Regions from separate parts of the Mus musculus genome. Here all the other regions are linked to region 2. A link is a loop called in an ENCODE intact Hi-C map of the cell type or tissue named here. Cell type or tissue: left cerebral cortex. All regions are shown on one strand.

Region 1 (5,000 bases), 50 kb before region 2:
AGCTTCCACTTTTAAGGTGCCCAAAGACCCCCACTTCATATTTTAGATACTGAAACAGATCAGCACCCTAGAAACACATGGCTAAGAATTCTGCAGGAGCCTGAGCTGCAAGTGTGGTAACCAGGTGGCCTGGCAAGGAAGGGGCACCAACTGGACATGTTTGTTTTCAAGAAGTGCAAAACCAACCAGTTCTCTGGTTGCCAGAGCTTTAGTGCCATGCCTGGCTGCTGGCACCACGGAGTCAGCAGCAACCTGAGGAGGGGTTAGCAGATGAGGTGCTCCAATAGCCTCAAAGAAAAGAAGACTTCGACAAGAGGGGAGAAAGCTAGAAACTGGGCCACTTTGTGACTGGGAAAAACCCTCAGAGGTGGCCTTGGGTGTCTGGATTCCAACAATCTGGAAGGAGAAAATCCTAACGTGGGAATGGGTCTGGAAGATCTGGCTCCTGCAGGTAGTGGCCGGGGACGGCTTGGTGTGTCCTAGTTCACCCTGACTCTTTGCAATAACCATTTAATCTGTGCAGCCTACCCCACCCATCTCCTGCCCCGCCTTGGACAGTTTCTAGATTCAGGGCACTCAGGGACAAAGGTGTTCGCTCTGCAGCCATGAAGAGCAATGACAGGCTAAGAAAGTGGAGATGTCTGAATTTTGGAGAAGCCAGTGGACACAGATTTCAGGTTGGCCCCTCAGAACCTCAACTCGACTTGGACTGGAGGGCTCCTTCCCACTTGAAAGCTTTGGCTTTTCAGGTCAGGGCAAGTGAGGGTAGACTGTTCCCATGACCACCCAAGGGCCTCAGTGGAGGCCTAACCTTCCCCCCCACACCCCACCCCCACCTCCACCCCCCCACCCCCCCGCCCCAGCTTAAATAAGCTGAATCCCTGTCATCAAGAGCTGCCCTGCTGTGGAAGCCGAGGCAGGGGCTGGGCGCACCTGTGAAAACACAGCCCAGAGGGTGGCTCCGGGCGTGAGCACAACCTCTGGGTGGGCAGAACCGAGGCTCTGGGTCAGTGAAGCCAACACAGCATCAACTCCCATGTATTAAGCACCTCCCTGCCTCCCCTGTTGGCTCTCTGGAAGTGTATTCCTGACTCTTCCACTTACCCCATAAGATAGCTTTTACTGGCCCCATCTTATAATGGAGGAAACTCAGAGGGGCAAAGTATGTGTGTCCAAGACCTCAAAGCTAGAGGTACCCCATACCCAGTCCTAGGCAGCCACCCTGCTACAGTAGCCCTGGGGATGCAATGCTGGAGGCTGCGCCTTTTCTATGTGTATTTACCACAATGGGAGGCAGTGTGATGCAGACCTGAGAGACATCAGTGTCTCTTCTGCTAAGAAAGGACTGCTAAGAGAGACCCTCAACAGGAGGGTACCCACAGCGAGGTTCCTCTGCTTCTGGACCTCAGAACTGAGTCTGAGAGAATGAGACCATCAGGCCCTAATCTGGCAGAGATTGCTACCCAGAGACCCACTGGCCTAAAGCAAGAGCAGCTGCCCAAAGCCTGCCAGCCAAGCCTCATGACTTCTAACAAGGCAGCTTTCCATTCACCATCCCCCATTCATCGATTTTCTGTTCACAGGCCTGCTAGCTGTCAGAAATGGTCTACTGTGTGGTTGGTTGTTTTAAGGAAGGGGAGAGTGGGAGTCACCAGAGCTGTGACAGACTGTGCCCACTGCATGACAAGACTGGACTCCATGAGGCAGGCCCTCACCGTCCCATGCTTCAGTTTCTCACTTATACCTCACAAAGTCACTTCAGATGAGGCACGGTCACGGTGAAGATTATCCGTGACAAGGCCCATAAAAAGAATTTACCATCTCATAGCTCCTACTAACATCACTTCTGTTTCCCCAAGAACAGAGTCAAATTTTAAATGTGAGAGCAATAAGGACCAATTCCCATCTGAATCCTGGACCCTCTCAAGAGTCACAACTGTGTACTAGGGAGCTGACTTCAAGTGATAGGCAACAAAATACCTGGCTGGGGAGCGCTCTGGACCACCAGCCACACTGAAGTCTATTGTTCCTGTTCTAGAGCTGTTTAGGACTGAAGATGTACCACCGTGGGCTCTAGGCTCTCGCTGTCTGGGCTGAATTCACAAGAAGTAAAATTAAGTTCTTGTGTGTGTGTGTGTGGAGGGGGGTGAAGCACACACAGACATGTGCAAAGTCTTCCTCACCTGCTAGCCATCTTTTTCTTTTTATCTTTTTGGTGGGTTTTGTTTTGTTTTGTTTTGAGACAATGTCTCTCTAGCCTCATAGACCAGACAGGCCTCAAACTCACAGAGACCTCCTACCTGTGTCTCACAAGGCTTGGGCCACCTTGTTTTCATGCAGGCAGACCTCTCATGGCCCTGGGGATCACTGACTTTCCTAAACCATCTGGCCCAAGAGTTCAGGGATCTTTCTGTTACTGTCCCCTGGCACCTGAGGCCAGGCCACAATGCCACCCTGCCTTGCTTTTCTAGGTGTGCAGCCACCTGGGAAGTGGGGGAGGAGGCGTTCAGATGCCTTGCCAGCCTGCTCATTACCTAGCCAAGTTTGTTCCAGAATATCCCTCCTTACAGCAGCCAGAATGCCGCCCTCCAGAACTAGAAAGGGTGGAGGTGGGGTATGGGGTGGGGGTGGGGGGGTGCGCAGCTTTTGCACTCCATACTCATCAGTGACAGCACTTGGGACAGCCTCACAAATTGTCCGAGTGGCATGGGGTTTGCAGGGGCATGATGGGACAGGTCAGAAGGACAAAATAGCCAGGTATGATTACAGCTTTGGGCCATGGAAAATGAGTGTCTATGTGTTGGGAGGCCATAGTGATGGAGCCAAGCATCTTCCCCTGGCAAGTACCCTGTGTTGCCAGCTCTCCTCTGTCACCAGTGGGCAGAATTGAGCTTAACTTAAAACACTGGAGTTACAGGCGAGGGTAAGTCTGGGCACACCTAAGAACAAACTGTTACAAGAAGGAAAAGAGGTAGGAACTACAAAAGAAAAAAAACAACAAAAAACCTCCCCAGTGATTGATGTTTGCAAGCTGAGCCCTCCTCGTCCTGGTAAAACAGATCCACGGCTATTTTTGGCGTAGTCTTAAAAAGGCAATGGATGGATGGCCTGGTGGGTGCCAATCTGCAGAAACAAACTCCTTCCTCAGCTCAGGGCTCAAAATATACCCCAGCAGAGAGGTTCCGACTCTAGCTGCCAGTGTGCAGAGAGGCCACAGAAGGTCAAAGGAGCGCCTTCCGTCACATGATCCCTGGTCCACACGGGTGTGTGGTATTTTTGAAACAGCTTAGCAACCAATTTCAGCCAGTTTCCCTCTAGCACAATGGAATTAGTATGTAATAAAATGATGTTTTGGCCATCCGCAAAGGATAGTCACTTCCTACCAATCAGCATGCACTGGAATCCCAAGGCAGCAAAGACTGCGACACTGGGGAGAGGACCAAGTGCTGACCTGGGAGGGCAAATTGGGCCTCGGGCCTGGCTGCCAAGCACAGGGCACATTTTGATGAGACTCTGTAACCAGACCTTGCATGGACTAGACAAACCCCTCTGCGGCAGCCTGGCTCTTATATGTAAATGAGGGGGAGTGCAGGCAAACTCCAACATCTCCAAGAGCAGATCTTTTCCTCGTTGGCTTGAGCAGTGAGCACACAGGAAAGCTGTGATCTCCGTGTGAGCCCCGCTAAAGACACCCTGACTCCAGACAACGGAAACATGGCCGTAGGTAGTGCAAGTTTTCTGAAATTACAGCTTTGGGAAGAAACCAAAACCACACGTGATGCAAAACCACAACAGGACACAGAACAACATGTACAGAATGAGAGAGCTCTGCAAATTTAGATTAAAAAGAAAAAGCTGTCATGTCTAAGCACGACAGAGAAAAACTCAATGAGAGAACACACACGTTTGAAGTGATTCTCACGGTCACTCGTGGATCCAGCAGAAAAGGCAGTTCAAGTGCTCCACACATGTGGACTGCACCCACGGGGGACTCTGACCCAGGCCATCACTCCCGCACGGCCTCTGCAGCATGTTGGTATGCTTTTAACGAGCCACGCTTCACTGGACCCTAATCTGTTGAGACGTCACGCCCCATTTCCACCCTGACATCTATCATGCTTCAATTAAAATTTAGTAAGCACCCCAAATCCCAAACCCACTCTCTGAGAGGGGTCTGTGGTCCAGGAGATGCCAAGGCTGCTGGCTCCACATGAGGCTGCACCTTCCAAGCCACACCATGAAGCTAACGAAGTTAACCCTGAAAGGTCTGGCTTTAAGAAGAGAAGTCCTTTATGTCCCATAGAATATCTTTAAAGTGCAACAAGTTAAAACTATACCTAGGCATGGTAGCTTATGCCTCTGATCCCAGTACTAGGAGAGCTGAGGGAAGATGTCAAATCCAAAGCCAACAATAGGATATATAGCCAGACTTTGTCTCAAAAAAACCCAAGCAATAAAAAGAAAACTTTTCTAGAACATTCCTGTGTCCTAACATCTCACATTACAAGGGAATCAAGTTATTCACCATGCATTCTACACACAGGAAAACCTGGCACACCCTGAAGACATGCCATGCTGTCTCTTGCTGGGTGTCTCTACTCCAAGGTGACCCAGGAGCCAAGTATAGAATAAGAGAGACCCACATTCCTGATGCCATCTGGTCACACCACTCCCCTACAGCCTTAGTTTCTCAAAATGGTGGGTTGGGCATGTGGACCCTCAAAAGGTTATTATAAAAAATCAGACTGAAATTCTGCGCTCAGATGTAGGCACACAGAAGTATGCAAGGTTTCCATTACTGTGACCAAATTCCTGCCACAACTTAGAGTTAGGACATGTTTCTTCTGGCCCATGGTTTAGAGCTCTCTCTGTGGCCATGGTCGGTTGGCTCTGGGAGACTTGGGTCTGTGGTTAGGCCAAACGTCGTAGTGTGGGGTGAAGCTGCTTTCCTCATGCAAACATGACCAAAGGAAAAGGGCCCAGGGTCCCTGCACCTCCTT
Region 2 (5,000 bases):
CCAGCCAACCCACTGAAAACAGAGCTATGGTCCTCTTCATTCATTACCTAGGATGCAGCCCCACTCTGCCACTTCTGGTTTGCCCAAACTACCCACATTAGGGCATCAGATTATACTAGCATAGTAGGCAGTCAGAAAACATTTAGGAGGTTGGGGTACATGAAGAACAAGTTAACGAGTGTCAAACCTGGGTGGCTGCGCTCACAGACCATCCCAGATCACACTAAGCAATCTCCTGTCTCACCCTCACTGTTGCCCAAGCTGGCCTTGAATGCCTTAAACAGCTGAGACTGCAGGTATGTGGCACCACGCCCAGCCTTCCACGACAGATCTTTCAGAGTTAGGTACTGTTCTAGGACCAGATAGACAGGGGCAGAAAACACAAGACCAACATCTCTGTCCCCTAAGAGCTCGGGGATCAGGCCCATAGGCTATGCTCCTGTCTCAAAATGGCCATTTCCTAACAGGAGAGCCACCCAGAGTCTGCAGAGGTAAGCACTTGCTCTCCCTGGCTGGGCCTGAGCATCCATCCCATCATTATGGTTCTTCAACAGTGTCATTATATCAGACACACAACAGCAGACAAGGAAGACCGCAGTCTGGAGGCTGCTAGGCAGGCTCCCACTGGCCAAGAGTGCTCTCCACACAGATGCAACAACATTTTGAATGAGTTACAATGAATGCCCCAGCTTTTCTTCACCTGTCAGATGGACAAAGCGAAAGCCTAGATGATTCTGTGGAGACTAAGTCCCATCTGGCCACTCCACCACCCTCTCCTGCTTTGGTGCTGGGAGTACACACAGAAAACTTCAGTCTACTTTGAAGAATCTCACCCAAAACTGTCCTGGACAAGTCCTTTCCCCCTGCAGACTAAGGTCAGGGGTTCAGACCCCCAGGCCCGTTTCCAGCCAAGAGCAATAACATGAAAACCTGTCTTGCCTATGCTTTTAATCAATATATAGAAAGTTTACTAGCCAATCAGACTTAGTCATCCCCAATACAGTTGCTGCACCCTTGCTAAAACAAGGCACAGGGTACCTCAAAACCATCTAGGGTCCAAAATCCCCTCCTAAATATCGACCAGGCAGGAGGGGAGCCACCTGTAAGGCTACACGGAGCAGGTGGGTTGCCTTCCCTCTCAGCCTACCTTACAAGGCTTCCTTGACCATGTGAGGTAGTTCTCTGGCCCTTCCACCACCAAAGATGGTGGGCCTGCTCTGCAGGTATCCAGGTAGATTAGGGGGTGCAGGGGTATGGGGGAGGAGGGAAGTGACACATCTAAGGCTCCTCAAATAAGTTGCTAGCATAGTGTGCCTGTCTTCATTACCAAAACAAACACCATGAGTGGAGTCCGGGAGCTCTCCGGCCTGTGAGTTTCTGCTCACCTGCTCCGAGGCACCTCCATAATCAGCAGTCCCAACTCTAACAAGCTGACAGTTCAGGGGGAAAGGAAGGCTGCGCCTGCTAGGATGCATCGTGTCCAGGCCGTAGGTTGGGCTGCTGAGCTCCGTGTCCCCCTAGCCCCAGGGCTGCGGCCTCACAAGAGCAATTGTGAGTTCACCCCTGTCCAGTTGGCTTACCAACCCGTCAGCACTCTGCTCCCCACTCAGGCAGGGCACCCCTCAAGACGCGCTCTATTAGCCGCACTACCACTAGGCCCTCCCAAGGGAAATGCCCTGTTCTGCCTTCCGGGCATACAGATGCCGCCCTTCTCTCCCTCGCTCGCCTGCTCACTCACACCGAAGCGGCCTCCCCAGAAAGGGGCAAACCTAGGAAAGGCTCAGTACCCAGACCACCCCCACCCTGGCTGGGGCTCTCCCCCGCTCGCCAGAGGCTGCCCAGAAAGAGCCTCCTAGGAACAGGAGAGGGGACACCTGGGTCAGGAGCAGGACACGGAACAAGCAGGGTCTAGATGGGAGGGTGAGAGCAGCGAAGGGCTGACGCAGGCTAGGCTAAGTCGTGAGAAGTCGGGGGAAGGGGACGGCTAGGGCCGGGGACAGGGAGGTGCAGGGAGGGGGGGAACACAGCTGGAGTAGAGAGGCCACACTTGAGGACCGACCGCAGAGAGAAGATTCCATGACGGTGAAGGAAACAAACCTAGGCAGAGTTCACTGGAAAGGGCTTATCGGGGTGCAGACTGGGGCCATGGAGAGGAGAAGAGTTTGGGGGAAGGGGACCTAGACTGGACCACTGGAGCGAGAACCACGGTCCTAGCCTGGGCCCTGGGGCCGAGGCAGGAGCCCAAGTACAGCCCATGGGATGAAGGCCTGCGAGAGGGGTGCCCGGCCTGGCCCCTGAAGGAAGGAAGGTCTAGCCTGGGATAGGCGAGACTAGCCTGGACTTGCAGGGAGAAGAACTGGGCTCCACATGGAGCCCAGGGCGGGGTCATAGGCTATCAGGGCCTCCCGCCGCCCACTCCGGACCCGAAGAGTGGCGTCTGCCTAGGGTCCGGGACCCCGCCCCTCCCCCACCCCGGATCCCCACCCTTCCCGGGCCGGGCGGGTCGGCGAAGGAGTGGACGCGAGCTCCGGCGGTGAGAGGGGTCCCGGGATGGAGCCGTGAAGGGGTCCCTTTACCATGGTGGCGGCGGCGGCGACGGTCCCTGTCCCGGCGTCTGTGGCTCTCCCCCCCGCAGCAGGGCCCTGCGCTTCCACTTCCCCGGGTGCCCAAGAGTGAACATCCGGGTCAGCGCCCCCCTCCCCCCCCCACCCCCCCGCGCCGGGCAGCCACCACCTTCCTTCCCCGCCCCGGCCAGCCCGACCCGCCCCCCAGCCGCCAGCTCCCGACCAATGAGAGCGCGGGGCCGCAGCGATCGCCAAGTATGGAGCGCCGCGCGGGGGGCGGGGACGGGGGCAGGCCCTGTGGTCGAGTGGGCGTGTCCTGTCTCAGGAGGGGCGGGCCAGGCGCAACGCTCCTGCGCGGCCAGGGCTGTGGCGTTCCGGAGGGACTGGGTCTACTTGCGTCCCTCCTCTGACTGTCAGCCTCGCTTCTCGCAGCTGCAGGACGCGGGCTAGCTGAGGGTGGAGCGGTTCACTGGTTCCCCTGGGCGGAGGATGCGGAAGGCGCCGAAACTAGGAGGGGACCGGCCCTCCGCAACCCACCCGGACCCGGAACTGGTGCGCCGGACGAGGCCCGGCCCCTACAGAGCGAGCGGAACCTGCATGGGGAAGCCGGCTCTGCCGCCCCTGTTGCTGAACACCTGCTATCAGGACCAGGCGGGCAGCTTTTAGGTACCAAAAGATGACAAGTGAATAAGCCATAAGGATCCCTGCCTGCACTTCATAGCTACCAGAGTAGTTGTGGGAAAGACCCGGGTAAGAAGACTAGAACATTTGGGTTCAATAAATGCTGTTTCATATACTTTTTTACATTATGTACAGAGAATCAGCCCGTTTCCCTAAATGAGTATCTCTCTCGAATCATATAGTGACTCAGAAATCCCTCTTTGTTTTCAGGTCTGAAGATTGAACGTAGAGCCTCAGGCAGGCTAGGCTAAGCTCTTCCACTTAACTGCAGCCCCAACCAGAAATTTGCTGTTCAAAAGAGTGAATTTTGTTTTGTTATCTAGAACTCAGGAGCCCTAGAATTGCACGTTTTGTTTATAACAACCCCCTACACGGCTTGCTCACCCTCCGTTTAGAGTCATATCAGGTCCTGAGAAGAGATCAGAAAACATCTGAGGGGAAACTGTGCCCTAGGCCTCTGAGCTTATAGTCAAGTGAAAGCTTGCAGGGACAGCCACCAGCAAAGAAAGCGTCCAGGTAAGTCTCTCAAGAATGACATAGACCAATATTACAGGAGTTCAGAGAAGGGAGTGGCACTTAGAAGGTCATTACACCGGAAGTATTTATCATGTAGCTATTGGCCAAGCACTGTGTAGGAAGCAGGCTGGAGAAATTACAGCTTTGAGCAAAATAGCCCATGATGGCATATGGCTTGTGGGTAAGATTTCACCTCCAGGAATAGAGCCTCTTACAGCCTGGGTAAGTACCCCTGTCCTGAGTTAAGGCCCCTTCAAGCTTGAAACCTGGTCAGAGACCAGGTACCCTATCTAATAAAGTATTGGGGGTGAGATGTGGAAAAACAGTGGATAGAGCAGGTAGACAGACGAGCCCTGTGGTGGTATTTTGGAGGATGGTCCAAGGGGGCTTTAACTCAGAAACTAACGCTTGACCAGATAGCTGAAGGTGGGGATGGAGCAGACCATGCGCCCATTGTCAGCACCTAGGTATCCACAGAGGCCACTGTGGCCAGCCTAAATTGTGTGTGAGCAGCAAACTGCAGTGAGCCTACTGTGTGCTGGACTACAGGGTAACTAGGGAGGGCCTCAGAAAGCTATTTGTGTGTCCCAGACAGTTTTATTTTAATGTCAGAGAAACAATACCTGAGGTTACCCTCAGTTTCCCACATACATGCCTTCCTGCATGGGAACAGACATAAAACACATGTACACACACACACACCGGGGAATTTTTTAAAGCATACATATTGGGCCTAGGGAAGTGCACTGTGGGTAAAGTGCTTGCTGTCCAAGCATAGGGACCTCTCTGATCCACAGCATGTAAAAGCCAGGTACAGCTAGCTGTGTATTGGAGAGATATTCCCAATGCTGTGTGAAAGGCAGGAGGATCTCTGGGGCTTGGTGACTAGCCAGCCTAGCCAAATGGCAAACTCCAAATTCAGTTAGAAAGGCCTATGGTGGTATATACCTATAATCCCAGCACTCAGAAGGCAGAGGCAGGAGGATCTCTGGGAGTTCAAGGCCAATCTACTCTACATAGCAAGCTCCAAGACAGCCAGGACTATACAGAGAGAAGACGAATTCTATGAGAGACGCTGGGTCAAAAAACAGGGTGGATGGGCTGGCTCAGTGGGTAAGAGGACTGACTGCTCTTCCAGGGGTCCTGAGTTCAATTCCCAGCAACCACATGGTGGCTCTCAACCATCTGTAATGGGATCTGATGCCCTCTTCTGGTGTGTCTGAAGACAACTACATTATA
Region 3 (5,000 bases), 62 kb after region 2:
ATTGGCATAAAACTTTTCAAAGTCGGGAGAGATTGAAAAAATTCCCTGTGGGGCTGGTGAGATGGCTCAGTGGTTAAGAGCACCGACTGCGCTTCCAAAGGTCCTGAGTTCAAATCCCAGCAACCACATGGTGGCTCACAACCATCTGTAATGAGATCTGACACCCTCTTCTGGAGTGTCTGAAGACAGCTACAGTGTGCTTACATATAATAAATAAATAAATATATTTTTTAAATTCCCTGTAAACATAAGTTTTACATTGTTTGATAGGAAGGACTAATAGTTAATGCCTCTCAGACACTAGTATGGGTGGGATAGACATTTCATCTGAAACAATACATAATAGAGGTTAGATGGAGGTGTGAGAATCCGCATTCTAAACAGGCAGGGAAAGGTGAGGGCTGGAGGAAACCATCAGAATCAGGGAGGGTGGTGTCTTGCAGGTATGAGTAGCCAGAGAGACAGACGTCCAGGAAGCAGGGACAAATGCAGTTTAAAACGAGATAGAGAGAGAGAGAGGTATTTGAGTAGTGAGAAGTTTGGTTTCTTTGAAAAACACAGAAATAAGACTTGGCTTTTGTCTTAATCCCAGGTGTGGGATGTAGGGCTGCTTCAGACTGTCCACAGCGCTGACGTGGCCTCGAGCTCTACCAGGGGTGTGATTCTGCCAGCTGCAGATGGTTTCTGCGACTGTGTGACGTTTGGATCCTGGGGACTTTCCAAAGGGTCTATAAATGCTAGGGCCTCAAGGGGCAGGTTGTTGGTGGGTTGCTGCTGGTTAAGTAGTAAAGTGGGAAGAAACAATAAGAAACTAGCTATTCTGCTGGAGAAGATCAAGCTTGCTCCAAGGAACTCAATGCCCCTCATCAGCAGGAAACAGTCTAATGATAACGTCACCTGTTGCCCTATCCTTTCTTATCGCCTATCTAGTGTTAGGGGGTTGAGTGGGTGGAAGAAAAGAAGTATCTATAAAGTAACACTGGTTGCGCTTTAGGGCTGTTTAGGTCACTCGGCAAGTAATAGCACTGCCTCTAAGTCTGGTGATCTGCGTTCAGTCCCTGGCACCCACAGGGTGGAGGGGCACCCACTCCCACTAGCTGTCCTCTGACTCCCACATGTGCCATTATAGGGCATGCGCAGGCACCCACACACTCTGTATAAAATGCAGCAGGGTGGGGGGTTGTTTTTAAATCCATTTGAATGGAAGTCGTTCATGCTCAAATAAATACTCCCCGACTGTGGCCATGCAGACAACCCTAATTAAACTGTGGATGGAGTGGTGCACATCTTTGATCTCAGCCCTACAAGGCAGAGACAGGTAGATCTCTTAATTCAAGGCCAGCCTGCTCTACAGAGCCAGGTCCAGGACAGCCAGGGCTACACAGAGAATCCCTGTCTCTGAAAAACAAAACAAAACAAAACAGAGACAATCAGAGAAACAGAAAACAAAACCAAACCCTCATATAACATGCCGGGCAGTGGTGGCACATGCCTCTAATCCCAGCACTTGGGAGGCAGAAGCAGGGGTTTTCTGAGTTCAAGGCCAGTCTGGTCTACAGAGTGAGTTCCAGGACAGCCAGGGCTACACAGAGAGACCCTGCCTCAAAAAAAAAAAAAAACAAAAACAAAAACAAAGTATATAACATATATATATATATATATATACACACACACACACACACACATTATTTTATTTGTTATATGTTTTATTATATATAATATAGATATATAATATACGTATATTTTATATATATACATGTATACATATACATACACACATATATACACATACACACATGAGGAAGATGGGGTTCAGTAGGTATAAAATGGAGGATGAAAGAGGGCAACAGTAGAACGGGAGGAGGGCAATGGCCAAAATAATTATGTACAAATATGAAAAACCCAGGAAAGACAAGGCCTTCTGTACTCTGGATGTAGTCAGTCTTCGCTTCCCTTCCGCTATCTCCAAGGTCAGGGTCACCTCCGGCTCCCAGGCAACCTGTCACCTTGACGACCGAGCGAAGAAAAGCCGGAAGCCAGGGACGACGTATGTGATCCCGCGATATTTGGCGCGCCGGCTCCGGCCGGAAGCTTATGGTGGCGGCCGGCTCTCGCGAGACTTGCCATCAGTAGGAGCGCGGGGGCCGGCCGTGAAGAGTGCTGGAGTTGCCAGTGAGGAACATGTCGGAGTCCGAGCTGGGCAGAAAGTGGGACCGGTGCATGGCCGACACGGTCGTGAAGCTAGGTGAGCTCATCTGCCTCTGGTAGGCCCTGGGCTGGAGCCGAGCGGCCCGCGCGCGGACGGGAAGCCGCAGGGGTCAAGCCGCGGCCTGCTGCTGTCTGGACGGCGGGGCGCGCTGAGCTGCGGGGCGCTGACAGGTGACGACTGTCAAGCGGGGCGGCGAGGGCGACGAGGGCGACGAGGGCGGCGAGGACAACGGGCCGAAGGGCGCGGGAGTTTCCGAGGTGGCTGGAGGTGCAGGCCCGGGGAAGCAGCGGTGCTCCGGGAGTGGGAAGGCGTGCGGGACGCGCCGGGAAACTCTGTCACTCCATGCCCCATGTCCCCCGGGTTAGGCGAGCAGCCGGCCGGAGCGCAGACGGCTCCCCAGCCGGGAGCAAGCGGCCTTCGGAAGAAGGTCATAGAAGAAGGCGCTTAACCGCCTCCGTCGGGCCGCGCTGGCAATTGCGGTCGTGCCCGGCCTCATTGATCCGAACCCGCCTCGGGTCTGCAGTTGGAGCCGGGGGTTATTCTCCGGAAGAATGGCCGCAGTCAGATAGATCGCGGCCACCGCCGGCCCCCTCGGTAGTCCAGGTTGTCTCTTTGGACACGCGTCCTGTGACGACACACTTTGTGAGGTCACGGGGTCGGGGAAGGAGGCTCGGGGGGCGGGGGTGTCCCATATAATAGTGATGGTGATGCAGATGTTAGGCGCGCTGCTCGCCACGGTAGCTCGGAAATGACCTGTCTCGTCGTGAGTTGGAGCTCGGTGAAGGAGCTTGCCTGAAATCGCGTTGCTGATAATGTGGCATAGTTGAGAATCCCTCCCCCCCCAGGATTTCTTCCTTGGGGTTCTCAGGCTCTCTGCTGATCCTCGTCCACTCCATCTTTCTCTTGTTGATTGTCTGCAGCTATTGGTGTGTAGGCCAGAGATCGATGATGAGTGGCTTCCCTCCCTCAGTAGCTCTTTGCCCTATTTATTGAGACAGTGCCTCACTATGGAGACCTGGCTGGCCAGGAAAACTATGTCAGCCAAGTTAGCCCTGAACTCAGACACTCTCTGCTGGATTTAAAGGTGTGCACCACTACACAGGACTCTCACAGGAACTGGAGCGCATCAGTTTGCCTAAACTGGCTGCCCATTGAGTTTTGATCGGCCTTCTCCCCCTCCCCAGCATTTTTTCATGGGTGTTGAGGATTTGAGCTCAAGTCTTTTTTTTTTTTATGCCAGGGGCTTTATTATCCACTGAGCTGTCTCTCCAATTCCTCCGACTCTTTCTTCTATACTAACATTTATTGTTGAAACTTAGATCCCATTCTCTCCCCCCCGCCCCCCCCCCGTTTTTGAAACTGGTACTCCTGCATAGTCTTGAACCAACAGATCTGCCAGCCTCGGCCTCACAAGTGAAGCGAGTGAAGGTGTGTGCTGTCACACATAGGTTCATATTTTATACTTCTTGCATGGAAATTATTTACGAGAACTTAGGATTATATCCTTAGATGAATATTATCAGGAAAGAATGAAATCGTGAGCTCATGGAAAGTAGATATGTTTTCTGTTTTTGTTTTTTCCCACCGTTTCCTAAGCCCCAGAAGACTGAGTGTAGACATCATTCAGGATGAATTCATACATGATGAATTGATCCATTACTTTTGACTCCCAGATTCAGCCAAGAACATGAGGGGCAAGTTGGCTAACACCCCTGAGCCTGTGTTTCTCCGTTTAAATAGTAACTATTGTTAACTTAGAGTGGTTCGGATGGTTAAATAGGCTGGCTTGCTGTTAGAAATGGATTGTTCTGGAAGTGGCCAAAGATATTGCTATACTTAATGTGTATGGGTGACTTGGCTGCATGTATGTCTGTACATCATGTACATGTCTGCTGCTGGAAGAGATCAGAAGAGGGTGTTGGATTGGCTAGAGCTGAACTTAGGATAGTTGTGGACTTGAACCTGGGTCCTCTGCAAGAGCAACTAGTGCCCTTAAGCACTTAGCTCTCTCTAGTCCTAGTCCAAATTGTTTTTAATGGTTTGCAATTTGAAAAAGGATTTAACATTTATATGCCAACATAGTCCCTAAACAGTGTGGAGTTCAGAGCGCTCTTCAGAGTCTGCAGAGGTGTGACTTAGTCCCCGCTTCCCCCTACCCCCCACTAGTTCTTCTGCTTTGATTATGGTCTCCTCCTCAACCTGAAATAGAGATTAACCTAAAAAGATAAGAAAAGTAGAGGAGCCAGGCATGCAGCACAAGAGCTGAGGCAGGTGGGTCTCTTCCAGTTGGAGGCCAGTCTGGGTTACATAGATAGACCCTGTAGATAGATAGACCCTGTCTCAAAACCAAACAGCTGCTTCCACAGAAACTTAAGTAGGAAGATAAGTAAAATCCTAGCACTGTGACTGCCAGTACATATCCAGGAGACTGTGGGATGTAATGGTGATACCAGTGGACATCTCAGGTAGTATTAGCCTCTTTGGTGAGGTTGGCAGAGGCAGGCGCAATCAGGATGATGAAGTGAGGCTAGACTGGGTGTGAGAGCAGGGTCAGAGGACATCGAGTCCGGGAGTGGCTGCTAGAGAGCCTTGGAATTGACTGGAGGGTGCAGAGCCCTTCAGTGAAAGACCTTTTACAATGGCTTGGGTTTGGTAATGTTTTAATTTTTGTTTGTTTGTTTGAGACAGGGATTCTTTGTATAGCCCTGGCTGTCCTGGCCTCTGGATGTTGGTAAAACATGAACGGATGTTTTTAAGACACATGAGATGTTTCTTAAGCTAGCCAGTTTTC
Region 4 (5,000 bases), 100 kb after region 2:
GCCAGCCAGGCCTGCCTGGGCAGCTGGAGCTGTGCTGCCAACCAGGTGTATCTCCTGGAGCTTGGAGACTCTGACTTGACAGGTTCTGCCTTTCCTGCTGGGGCCCCATTATCCTGGATCCCAGGGGTGCATCATCTCAACAGGAGGGGCTCTGAGGCAGCCAAGAGTGTGTGGTGAGCACCATGGGCTGTGCAATCAAATCTAGCCTTTGTCAGCCACTATTAATGTAATCTTGTGTGGGGGTGGTGGCTAATGATACTTCTGTTCTCACTAGTACAATGGGAGCAAGGGGATTATGGGAAAGAGTAGATGAGATACAACAGACTGCTTAGCTGGGTATAAAACAGTAGCTGCTAAAAGATACTGAGTTCTTTCCTAGGCAGGTCCTCTGTCCACACTGAAGCTTCCTGTCATCACTACTATGGGATATAACTCAGCTTCAGATCCTATGTCCTCGATTAGGTGTCTAATTTGCTCTGGTACCTTCCTGTGTTTGAGAGGGTGCTGAACTGTCCTGCCAAGGGTGTTGGCTGGGATTCCAGCCTTCTCCAATGGTTGTATGTGTGATTTGACAAGCATATTACTCCACAGAGCTTCCTACAGGGTGGGAGTAAGTCCTTTCCTATTTGCTTGGCTTCAAAATTACATTTATTTATATATTTAGTTAGTTAGTTAGTTATGTAGTTAGTTAGTGTGAGTGTGTTTGTGCTCACACTTGTGCCATAGCACACATGTGGGGGGGGGTCAAAGGTCAGCTTGCAGGTGTCAGTTCTCTCCGATCTTATGGGTCTTGGGGATTGGACTCACGTTGTTAGGCTCAGTTGTCAGTGACCTTACTCACTTAGCCATCTTATCAGCTCCTGTTTTGTTTGAGTCAGGGTCTCACATTGCTCAGGTCAGCATGTAACTAGTAGAAGCTGGTCTTGAACTCCTGGCCCTTTAGTCTCTACCTTTCAAATGTAGGGATTACATGTCTGCTGGGAATGGGTTGGGCTCTTACAGAATCTACAGAATGTAGACATCCACTCTTATCCTGTCCAAGGTCTGAAGTGAGATGGCTGGCAACCTTTGGCTGTAAAATGGCCTACACATGCCACAATGTAGCAAGGCTGGGTTCTGCCAAACCTTAGCTTCTGCACTTTATAACTTTTTGATGAACTACTCAAGTTGTCTCTGGGCCCTCTGCATTTATTAAATGGGAGATAACACGGAAACAAAATGAAGGGCTCTGCCCTCAGGGAGCCGATGGAGAAGATCATAAAGAGAGATTAGCACGAGCAGATATGTATCCCAGGCTGCAAGATCACTCCTGGAGGAGGAGGAAGTGTACGTCACCTGAGCAGCTTGGGAAAGTTTTCCACCTGGTAGATGAAGGATGCATTGAAAGGGAGACGAAGGGCGGCAGAAAACTCTAGGCTGAAGAACAGCACAGCAGCTAGGATTGAAGAGCAGATCGCCTGGGGCAGCCATGGTGTGGCCACTAAGTCACTAGGAGGCTTTCTTGCCACTCCCCACTCTCCATGCTTGGCACCTTGGAGACATCAGATGAGCAGGGCTGAGTGCATTCAGGCGTGTGTAACTGATACGGATAGGTCTCTAAGTCTGGACATTTTGTTTGATGGTGCAGTGGGCTATCACCTTCAAGGAACAAAGGCGCCCCAATACCGTCTTTCTCTTCTTTGTACGGTGGCCTGGAACTTGCTATTTTAGTTGACTGTGGGCCTTGCGTGGGCACCACTAGACCCAGTATAGAGGATGCTAGGGATGGAGGTCGGGGTTTCCTGCATGCTAGGAAAGCACTGCTATACTAAGCTACAGCTCCAATCCAGAGCACTCTTCTTACACCAATAGACCAGGCTACACCAGTGCAATCCACCTTATTGGATTTAGAGAGCTAGCCTCTCCCTGAGGGGAACCGTGCTGTCCTCTTTTCAAGGAGCCCTAGTGAGTCTGTGTTTTGGCCTCTCAGCCCTTTCTCTGGATGCTCCGGCTAAGTTGTTTGGAGGCAACTGAAGGTCAAGGGGCAAGGACACAGCGGAGATCAGAACTCAACCTCCCGAGGGAAGAACAGGCACAGCGTAGGATGGATCCCGGGTGTTGGAACCCCCAATAGGTTGGAGCGCCACACTCAGCTCGTGTCCAAAGCCAGGCTCCCACTCCAAGAGTTCCAAAGACCCACTATTGTCACTCCAAGGCCTGGCAAGATCTGACTGCCTAGAAAAGCCAGGCGGAGGGGAATCGAAGCCTGGGAAGCGGCCGGACGCTTGGCTCGTGCCCTTTCATCCCTGTCCCGGCCGTCGGGGAGCGGGGCCCATGGCTCGGGCGCCCCTGCTCACGAGTGGAGGGAGCGGCCCTCGCTCGCTCGCTCGCCCGCCCTGCCCGCGCGTCCCTCCCCTCGTCGCCGCTGCCCCCGCCCTCACTCCCTATTTGGAGCTGAGACACCCTGACGTCGGAGGCGCTCGGCCCGCCGCTCCCCCGCGCCTCGCGCCCGCCCGGGGCCGCAGACGGCCAGCAGCGCAGCCCAGCCGAGCCTCGCGGGGCCGCCCCAGCCCGAGGACCCCGGGCCTGCGACCCCCGCGGCTCGCACCCCACTTTCTAGGACCCCCAGGAGGACGCGCCGCGCTCCCCGCGGCCGCCGCGCGCGGTAAGTCTCGCCCGGGCCCGCATGCCGGAGCGGGGCAACCGGAGCCCCTTTGCTCCGGCGACCCGCAGTGTCCCCCGAGTCCGGCAGTCCCTCTCCGCTCCCCTCCAGCTCGCGACCCTCGTGTTACGCAGCCCGGCGGCCAGCCAGGCGCCTCCGATCGCCCGCGCTGGGGACGTGGGCGCGGCTCCCCGGTGGCCAGGGGGCACCGGCGGCGTCCGGAGCCGGTCGCCAGCCGCGCCCCGGGGCTCCGTTTCTTGTAGGAGTTTCACCGCCAGGACTGAGAGTAGGAGGGAGAGCGTCGCCCGGCAGGCGCCGGGCAGCGCTGGTACACTGGACTCACGCGTCCTCTGGATCTATCCTGGTCCCTTCTTAGCTGCTGCTCATTTGGTCCCTGTCTCCCATCCACAGGTTTCTGGCTCTCCATCGCTCCATTTCCTCTCCCCCGTGCTTTTTTTATTCTGTCCCTCTCGCCTCGATTTTCACTTTCTCTGGGCTTGTGTCTCTACTTTCGTGTTGTCTCTCTGTTTTCTCTCGGTCGCGCAGAGCCTCCCGACCTCCACTCTCCAAATCAAAGCATCCTGCCGGAGCTTCTGAGGCGCGGTCCCCCAGCTGGGTTCGTGGAGAGTGCCTCTGGCACTACAAAAGACCCCAATTCCTCTTCTTCCCTGCTCGAAAGTCTGGCCGGTGTCACCCACCCCCACTTGCAGGGGCAGAGAGGGAGAGAGAACAAGCGTGAGCGCCCGCCTGCCTGAGCTAGCTGGCGTTTCCAGCGGGGAGAGCCTTGTAAGCATTCCACCCCAGTGAGGCAGTGTTCACCGCAGGGCTCTGTTGCCGGCCACCTGCCCTCCAGCCGGCTCTGGCTCCCGGGCCAGGCGATGATCTTTTACAAGCGTCACTAAAGGGGGCAGCTGCTTGCCTTGGCCTGGCTGGGGGTGGGGGTGGGAAGTTGGGAGGCATCAAGGGAGAAAGCCACATTTCCAGGCTTTCCAAGGCCTTGCCCAGCTGGAAGCCACCAGCCTGCAACTCGGAACACCCCAGGAAAACAGCCTATTGGCACAGGCTGAGGGTGGGGAAATAAGTTGTCAACAGGCAGCCCCCCACTCTTTGTCACTGAGCAGCCAGCCTCCTGAGACTCCCACGGATGCTGGAACTATTTGGGCGGGTTTGCCTTGACTTAGAGCCAAAGAAGAGACAAGGCCGGGGCGTTTCCTTGGTGACCCCCCACCCCTCTCCACCCTTCCCTGAAAAGCCAGACCTCTCTCCTGGGCCTGTGTGCTGGAGGGGTAGACAGGGGAGTGGATGCTGTATCTTAGCCAGAGGTACAGCCTCCTTAAAGTGAAATTTCAGCTCCTTCCTCCTACTGGCAACCCCAGGGGTCGGAGGCTGCGGGGTGGGCAGGGTTGTTGGTGAAGTCTGAGGGGAACTTCTGTTGAGCAGATGTGTAGCTCTGCCCTGCAGCCGGTAGTTAGCATACATTTGTTTTGGAGACTTTTTCTGGTCTATGGGCATCAAGGGTCTGTGGGGCCTGACTGTTTGCATAGGGATACCCAGAGCTGGGCGGTGGAGCTGCCTGGCCCTAGGAGGTAGGCCTGGATGGCATGAGACAGACCCTGGCTATCAACCCACCGCACAGTTTGTTCAGGCGTCGCCCTGGAGCTGAAGGAAGGAAAGCCACCCTGTGGTGCTCCTGGGGTCATGGAATCCTTGTGGCCTCAAGCAGCACACTGGAGCCAGACTCTCCCCAAGGGACTCTACTAAGCCAGATGTTCCCAGGCTATGCCGACGTCTATTTCACAGGTGGTAAGTAAGTGTGAGGCTTACAGAGGTGAAGTACAGGTCACTGACACGGTCGATATGAACAGCCCTGCCCCTACGACACTCATTCCAGGATACCGCTCTCCCTCCGCACCCAGGAATCCAGAGCCGAGCCCGACCAGTGTGAGCTGGACCTCGGGCCTTTACACTGCTTTGCCCACTCCCCAGCAGCGGTTTTTCAGTTGATCCATTCAAGGAAGTCCCTGTACCCATTCCAAGACCTGGAGGGTTGCCCCACCCTGCTGATCCCCAAGCCCAGGGCAGCGGCCACAAGCACCACACCCTCTCCACCAGCCGCATGCGCAGTGGGCACCAGGCATAGCCTGTTTTCTCGGCAGCTAGATCTAGAGGGGCTGTACTTCCAGGGGTAGAGTTTGGTGAGGTCTTGCCTCAGCTCCTGCCCTGGCAAGTAGGTGTGTTGGTGACACTTGGCAGCTTGTGAAACCGTTCCCAGCCATCCTGCTGCTTGCTTAAGTTCCAACTCAAGGTATCCACTAAATCCCTATCACTTGGCAGATGCTTCCCGGATTGAGAAACACCA
Region 5 (5,000 bases), 110 kb after region 2:
TGCTCCCTGTGGGGAGCTAGAAAGAAAGCCTACCCCTGTCAGAATCTAGAACCCTGGGAGAGTCACTAGAAATATCCGCCCCATCCCTGGGTCTGAGGTGTGGCACCTGTGTAAAGTCCACCTGCGCTAAAGATGGCACTGAACTACAGGCGGGACACTCCCCTCCCACACCCAGATCCCAGGAACCAGGTTCGCTGTGACCATATGCTCATCTTTGGGGCTCTCACTCTTGTCTATGGAGCCAGGTTTCAGATGAAGCAGTGGCCGAGCACCAGAGTTCTGACAGGGAGAGGAGGGTTCTATCCCAGCTCCCCGCTCCCTGGACACCTCTCTCCCCATTTCCCCTTCTCTCATTTCCGTGAGCCTTCTACCCGCACCCACCTGCCCGGTAACTGCCAGCCCACCTGATTTGCTCAGGATCAAGCCTTGGCTTTTCCTACTGTCAGGACATAAAAGCTCACACAAATTCCAGCTGCCCTGCTCCCTACACCCCATGTATTCCTGTTCTTCATGTAGAAACAGCGGCTGCATTAGACCCGCATGTTATCCCCTCTTCTGGTCTTTGTTTTAGCAATCAGGAGATTCCTCCCTCAACCTCCACCAGTACCCATCTGTAACCCTCTGTTCAGCCCAGAATTATGGCCTTCCACCCCCCTCACTCAGCCACATGTCTGCATTTCCCCTGTGGGTAAATGTAGGGCCCTCGGGCTCTACCCTTGAGATTCTCTCTCACCTTCCTCGAAGGTACCCAGAAAGGGAGTGTCAGCTACAGGGAATGAAACGGCCCACAAGAGGACATGGCTCTTCTCTGGTGCTGGAAGTGTCTTGGGACAAGCTCTGCAGAGCCTGGGTGTTGATTGGACAGATGACTGACTGACTCCGGTCCTGCCCTGGCTCTCTGGCACTCTGTGTGACCTTCAGGGTGGAAGCTATGAGAAGCTGGGTGAGGCTCTGAGGGCCCAGGAAGGGAGAGTCTAACCACTGTGTAGACAGACACGAGCCACTGAGTTGCTGGTTGAGAACATAAACAAGTGAAATGAACAGAAGATGCGGTGGTAGGCAGGTGGAGGGCACCATGGTCTCTGGGTAGGGTGTGAGCGGTAGAGGAGGGGCTTTCCTAATGGCAAATTTTGCCTTCCTTCCCACATTGCCCAGCTTTACTCATGGTCCTGGAAAGTGAGGGTGGTGGTGGGTGCTGGATGCTGGTTACTGAATGGGTGCTGGGTGCTGAGTGCTGGATGTTGGATACTGGGTGCTGGATGCTGAGTGTTGGATACTGGGTGCTGGATGCTGAGTGTTGGATACTAGGTGCTGAATGCTGGGAGTTGGATGTTGGGTATTGGATACTGGGTGCTAGATGCTGGGTCCTGGGTATTGGATGTTGAATGCTGGGTGCTGGGTGTTAGATGCTGGCTGCTGGGTGTTGAATGTTGGGTATTGTATAATGGGTGCTGGATGCTGGGTACTGTCCTAGGAACATGCCAGCTCTGGGAAGGAGCAGTGTTTCTCCTTTACACAGGGAAGTAGGCTGTGAGAGATGAAGTCTTTCTTACAGCCACACAGCTCTTAGGCTGCAGAATCTGAACACTGAGAACTCCAGGGACAGCGGGCTGGTCTACTGGTGTTCTGGCTGCTGTCCTGGGGAGGTCAAGGGTGATCCCAGTGTTCTGCTGCCAGGCCCTGGTCAGGGTGTGGTGGGTTGGGGCATACCACTCTTCTGAAGGGTATGGCTAATCCTAGTTCCCCATGGGCCATCTGAAAAGGAAGACTCGTTTCTCCTTAACTTCTGCCAGCTCTAACAACAGAGACTGCTCTCTGGGCCAGGGACACTGCAAATGTCCCCTTATCCTGTCTCCAGGTAGCTTTGTGGTCAACCTCCAGGCTGATCTTCACTTTAGCCAGTCCCCATGTTGTGGCAGCCTTAAGCCTCACCCTCTCCGAGTTCTGGGTCCAAGTCAGACTCCCAAATCCATCTTGACTGCTGTTGAGACTCAGCTCAAACCTCAAACCTAACTCCTACTGAGACTTTTGCTTCCCTTCCTACCTGGGTCTTACTCACTTCCTGCCTGTCATGAGCAAGAAAGTGTCACAGAGTCAGGTGACACAGCAGGGACTTTCTGATGCCTAGAGAGGCTAGCCCCGCACAGGGAGGGCCCTGGAGTTCTGGTCTTTTTCTATGGGTTCTGGACCGCTTTAGAAGGCCAAGGTCATACATTGGCTCAGGTTAGTTCCTGGGAGTGGGAGGAGGGGGATGCAGGGGCTCTATCGGGAGCAGGAGGCTGATGCTGTTGAGTTGCAGTTAAGGAGTCCAGTCAGTTCCTTTAGGGTGTGCTTGCTCTAAGAATATAGGTTTGCTGTAGATCTTGTTGGTGAGTTTGGATTGTGCAGATCACAGCAGAAACTTATTGGGGTTCCACTCCCTCAGTGCCCCTGGATTCTCACTGTCCCCTCCATAGATACTTTTCAAAATACCTGCTTCCCCACTCCTGGTACCTGGCTTACAGAGGACTAGAGGAATACATCCCTGCTCCTCTGCCCCACAGGCAAGCGCATCCAGGCCCCTCTGGGGACTGAACTAAGACACAGTTCCCAACTGAGCTGGGTATAGTCCCTGGCTGAGTCTATCCGAACCACCCTGGGAAAGCGTGAATCTTATCGCAGCTGGCAGCTTTCACACTGTAAGTCCCCAGGGAATTCTGAGACACTATCAGGTGTGAAAGTGCCATTTATTTTACAGGTGGAGGACAGGTAGAGAGGAACTGAGACTTGAAGATGGAGGGTCACAAAGCACTAGACAGACAGATCCATCCCTTTCTTCAGTGTCCTGTCTCAGAGGGGTCAGGGGGATGGAGCCTTTGGAAGCACTTTCCTTGGTATAGGTCTCTCTGAACTCCCCCGTCCACTATTTCTGAGGTGTGTGTGGGGTGGGGTAGGGGATTGGGTGAAGCCTACAGAAGATAAAGTTGGGGAAGGTGGCAGAAGTCCCCCTCTGAGTGTTTCCTTTAAACACAGACTTCTGTCCTGCAGCGCCATCTAGTGGCTGACTGGGAAATTTAGTGTTTTACTCCTGAAGCAGAGAACTCTGTAAATAGTCTGGGGATAATGATGTGTGCTACACCCTGGTGGAGAATCATAAGAAGAAACATATCTGAGTGGTATAGAGTTGAGTATCGATGTCTTTTTAGGAGGCATGGACAATAGCCAGCCGTCTCTAAGGCTGTAATCAAAGGATTACTTCGGGTTTATAATTTGAGGGATTCGATCCAGAGCCGTCGTGCAAGCTAGGCAGACACTGTACCACTGAGGGGCATTCCCAGTCTGACATTAGTAACTATCCTACTGAGGACCGTTCAGTCTCCCCAGCGCTGGCAGGTGCGATGCTACATATAGCTGCTTCTGACGTTTAGAGAGGTCTGAGGTGTATTTGGAGCTGGCCATAGGGTAGGTGGGATCAGGAGAATTAGGAGTGCAAAATCATCCTTGGGTACAGACTTAATTGAAGGTCAGCCTGGGCTACATGTGCAGATCTGACTTTGACTCTTGGGATCAGAGTCCATGTTTGGAAGGCACCTCTGCTCCTGAGCACCTAACCTCCGAGGCTATACTGCACCTCACCTGCCACCTGTGTTTAGTTCCAGGGCTCCGGAGGTGACGGGCACAATGCTTTGGGTCCTGGTGGGGGCCGTCCTCCCTGTCATGTTGCTGGCTGCCCCGCCACCTATCAACAAGCTGGCCCTGTTTCCGGACAAGAGTGCCTGGTGTGAAGCCAAGAACATCACGCAGATTGTGGGCCACAGCGGCTGTGAGGCCAAGTCTATCCAGAACAGGTGGGCTCTGCAGGGAGGAGGAGGGTGAGGACAGGGACCGAGGGAGCCTTGAAGACTTCCCATCCCTGGAGATCGGGGCTCAGTGACATCTCCTCCCACAGGGCGTGCCTAGGACAATGCTTCAGTTACAGCGTCCCCAACACCTTCCCGCAGTCCACAGAGTCCCTGGTGCACTGTGACTCCTGCATGCCGGCCCAGTCCATGTGGGAGATTGTGAGTACAGCTGCCCAATCCCCGAACTGTAGCAGCAGGACTTGGATACTTACCGTGCGTGCAGGCTGCAGAGTTCTACTGCTGGGGATACGCATGGGGTCCTTGCTCCAGGGCTTTTCAGTCTGACACCAACCTGTAGAAGATTCTAGATACGTCTGAGGCTCCACCCATGTCACAGACATCACAGTTCTTCAGTCTCCACACACTGTTACCAGAATCTATGCCTTTCTCTGCCCCACTCAGCCCTATTGGTTGGGCTCACCAGTTTCCTGGCATTATCTTAGAACCTGCCACCTCTTCAACAGCTTAACACGTACCAAACTCACCTCACATTAGCCCTTTTACCTGCTCTGTTCTTTCCACCCCAGGATCTTTGCATATGATCTTTGCTTTGCTCTGAACTGCCACCCCTCCACCTTCCCCCTTTCTTCAGCTAGTTAACTTCTACTGGTTCGTGGCTCTTGGCTCAAGTATTATTTCCTCAGGGCACTCTTTCAAACCCTCTGACCCAGTCAAGTTGTGCCATAGGCTCTCAAGCCCTGTGTGCCTTTGCTTTGGGCAGTTGTCACATGAACAGTTTTCCCAACATATCAGACACCTGAGCTCCACCTACACCTGTGCCCCACCTGCACCTGTGCCCCACCTGCACCTGTGCCCGCGGTCATGGAGTAGATGCTCTGTAGAAGAAAGGAGGGGGAGGGAGGAAGACAGTTGGAAACAACTCTACAAGGCAAGAGTTGGGGTGCTAAGGGGGTTGCTATAAAGTAAGCCTCACTGTGTCGGGAGCTTGGGATGGAGCTCAGACCCAAAAGTTGCCCAGAAGTTAATTGTGCAGAGTTTGGAATCAGTGGGAGGATGGGTTGAGCCAGAACTTTCTATGAAGAAGGAAGGACATCAGCCAAGTCTCTGGGGGCAGATCAGGCAGTTAGAGTTACTGTTGGTGCACCAGGGTCTGGCATG

Evidence for each region. Peaks named below come from ENCODE experiments on the same cell type or tissue, not always from the same donor. Only the 100,000 strongest peaks of a DNase experiment are listed, where the experiment ranks them.
Region 1: it touches region 2 in a loop (2.1-fold over the local background); 13 of 42 quality-filtered maps call a loop at or near these places.
Region 3: it touches region 2 in a loop (5-fold over the local background); 11 of 42 quality-filtered maps call a loop at or near these places.
Region 4: a loop joins it to region 2, with 2.4 times the contacts of the local background. A loop is called at or near these places in 10 of 42 quality-filtered maps.
Region 5: a loop joins it to region 2, with 2.5 times the contacts of the local background. A loop is called at or near these places in 10 of 42 quality-filtered maps.

Annotation. Positions count from the first base shown.
Region 1 is chr4:139,240,933-139,245,932 of GRCm38, reverse strand. The region is part of intron 2 of Capzb (capping protein (actin filament) muscle Z-line, beta); the gene reads right to left. Among named protein-coding and RNA genes, the nearest start is that of Capzb, 51 kb to the right of the region's middle. In left cerebral cortex, a CTCF peak has its summit at 2,870; DNase peaks (open chromatin) are centred at 3,114, 3,518, 3,554, 3,646 and 1 more place; H3K27ac peaks cover 2,857 bases.
Region 2 is chr4:139,190,605-139,195,604 of GRCm38, reverse strand. Capzb (capping protein (actin filament) muscle Z-line, beta) reads right to left here and starts at 2,706. Exons shown (of 9, transcript NM_009798.4): 1 at 2,577-2,706. The coding sequence starts at 2,579. In left cerebral cortex, no CTCF peak of the experiment used is centred here; a DNase peak (open chromatin) is centred at 2,839; H3K4me3 peaks cover 3,199 bases; H3K27ac peaks cover 2,181 bases.
Region 3 is chr4:139,128,167-139,133,166 of GRCm38, reverse strand. It overlaps Micos10 (mitochondrial contact site and cristae organizing system subunit 10), which reads left to right and starts at 2,054. Exons shown (of 4, transcript NM_001163006.2): 1 at 2,054-2,245. The coding sequence starts at 2,182. In left cerebral cortex, no CTCF peak of the experiment used is centred here; DNase peaks (open chromatin) are centred at 1,454, 2,074, 2,623, 2,839 and 1 more place; H3K4me3 peaks cover 2,234 bases; H3K27ac peaks cover 1,653 bases.
Region 4 is chr4:139,090,471-139,095,470 of GRCm38, reverse strand. Nbl1 (NBL1, DAN family BMP antagonist) reads left to right here and starts at 2,501. Exons shown (of 4, transcript NM_008675.2): 1 at 2,501-2,644. In left cerebral cortex, a CTCF peak has its summit at 2,839; DNase peaks (open chromatin) are centred at 2,403, 3,146 and 3,339; H3K4me3 peaks cover 1,812 bases; H3K27ac peaks cover 1,676 bases.
Region 5 is chr4:139,084,281-139,089,280 of GRCm38, reverse strand. Nbl1 (NBL1, DAN family BMP antagonist) reads left to right here. Exons shown (of 4, transcript NM_008675.2): 2 at 3,633-3,827; 3 at 3,929-4,040. The coding sequence starts at 3,661. Among named protein-coding and RNA genes, the nearest start is that of Nbl1, 6.2 kb to the left of the region's middle. In left cerebral cortex, a CTCF peak has its summit at 3,044 (motif pointing left); DNase peaks (open chromatin) are centred at 3,037 and 3,836.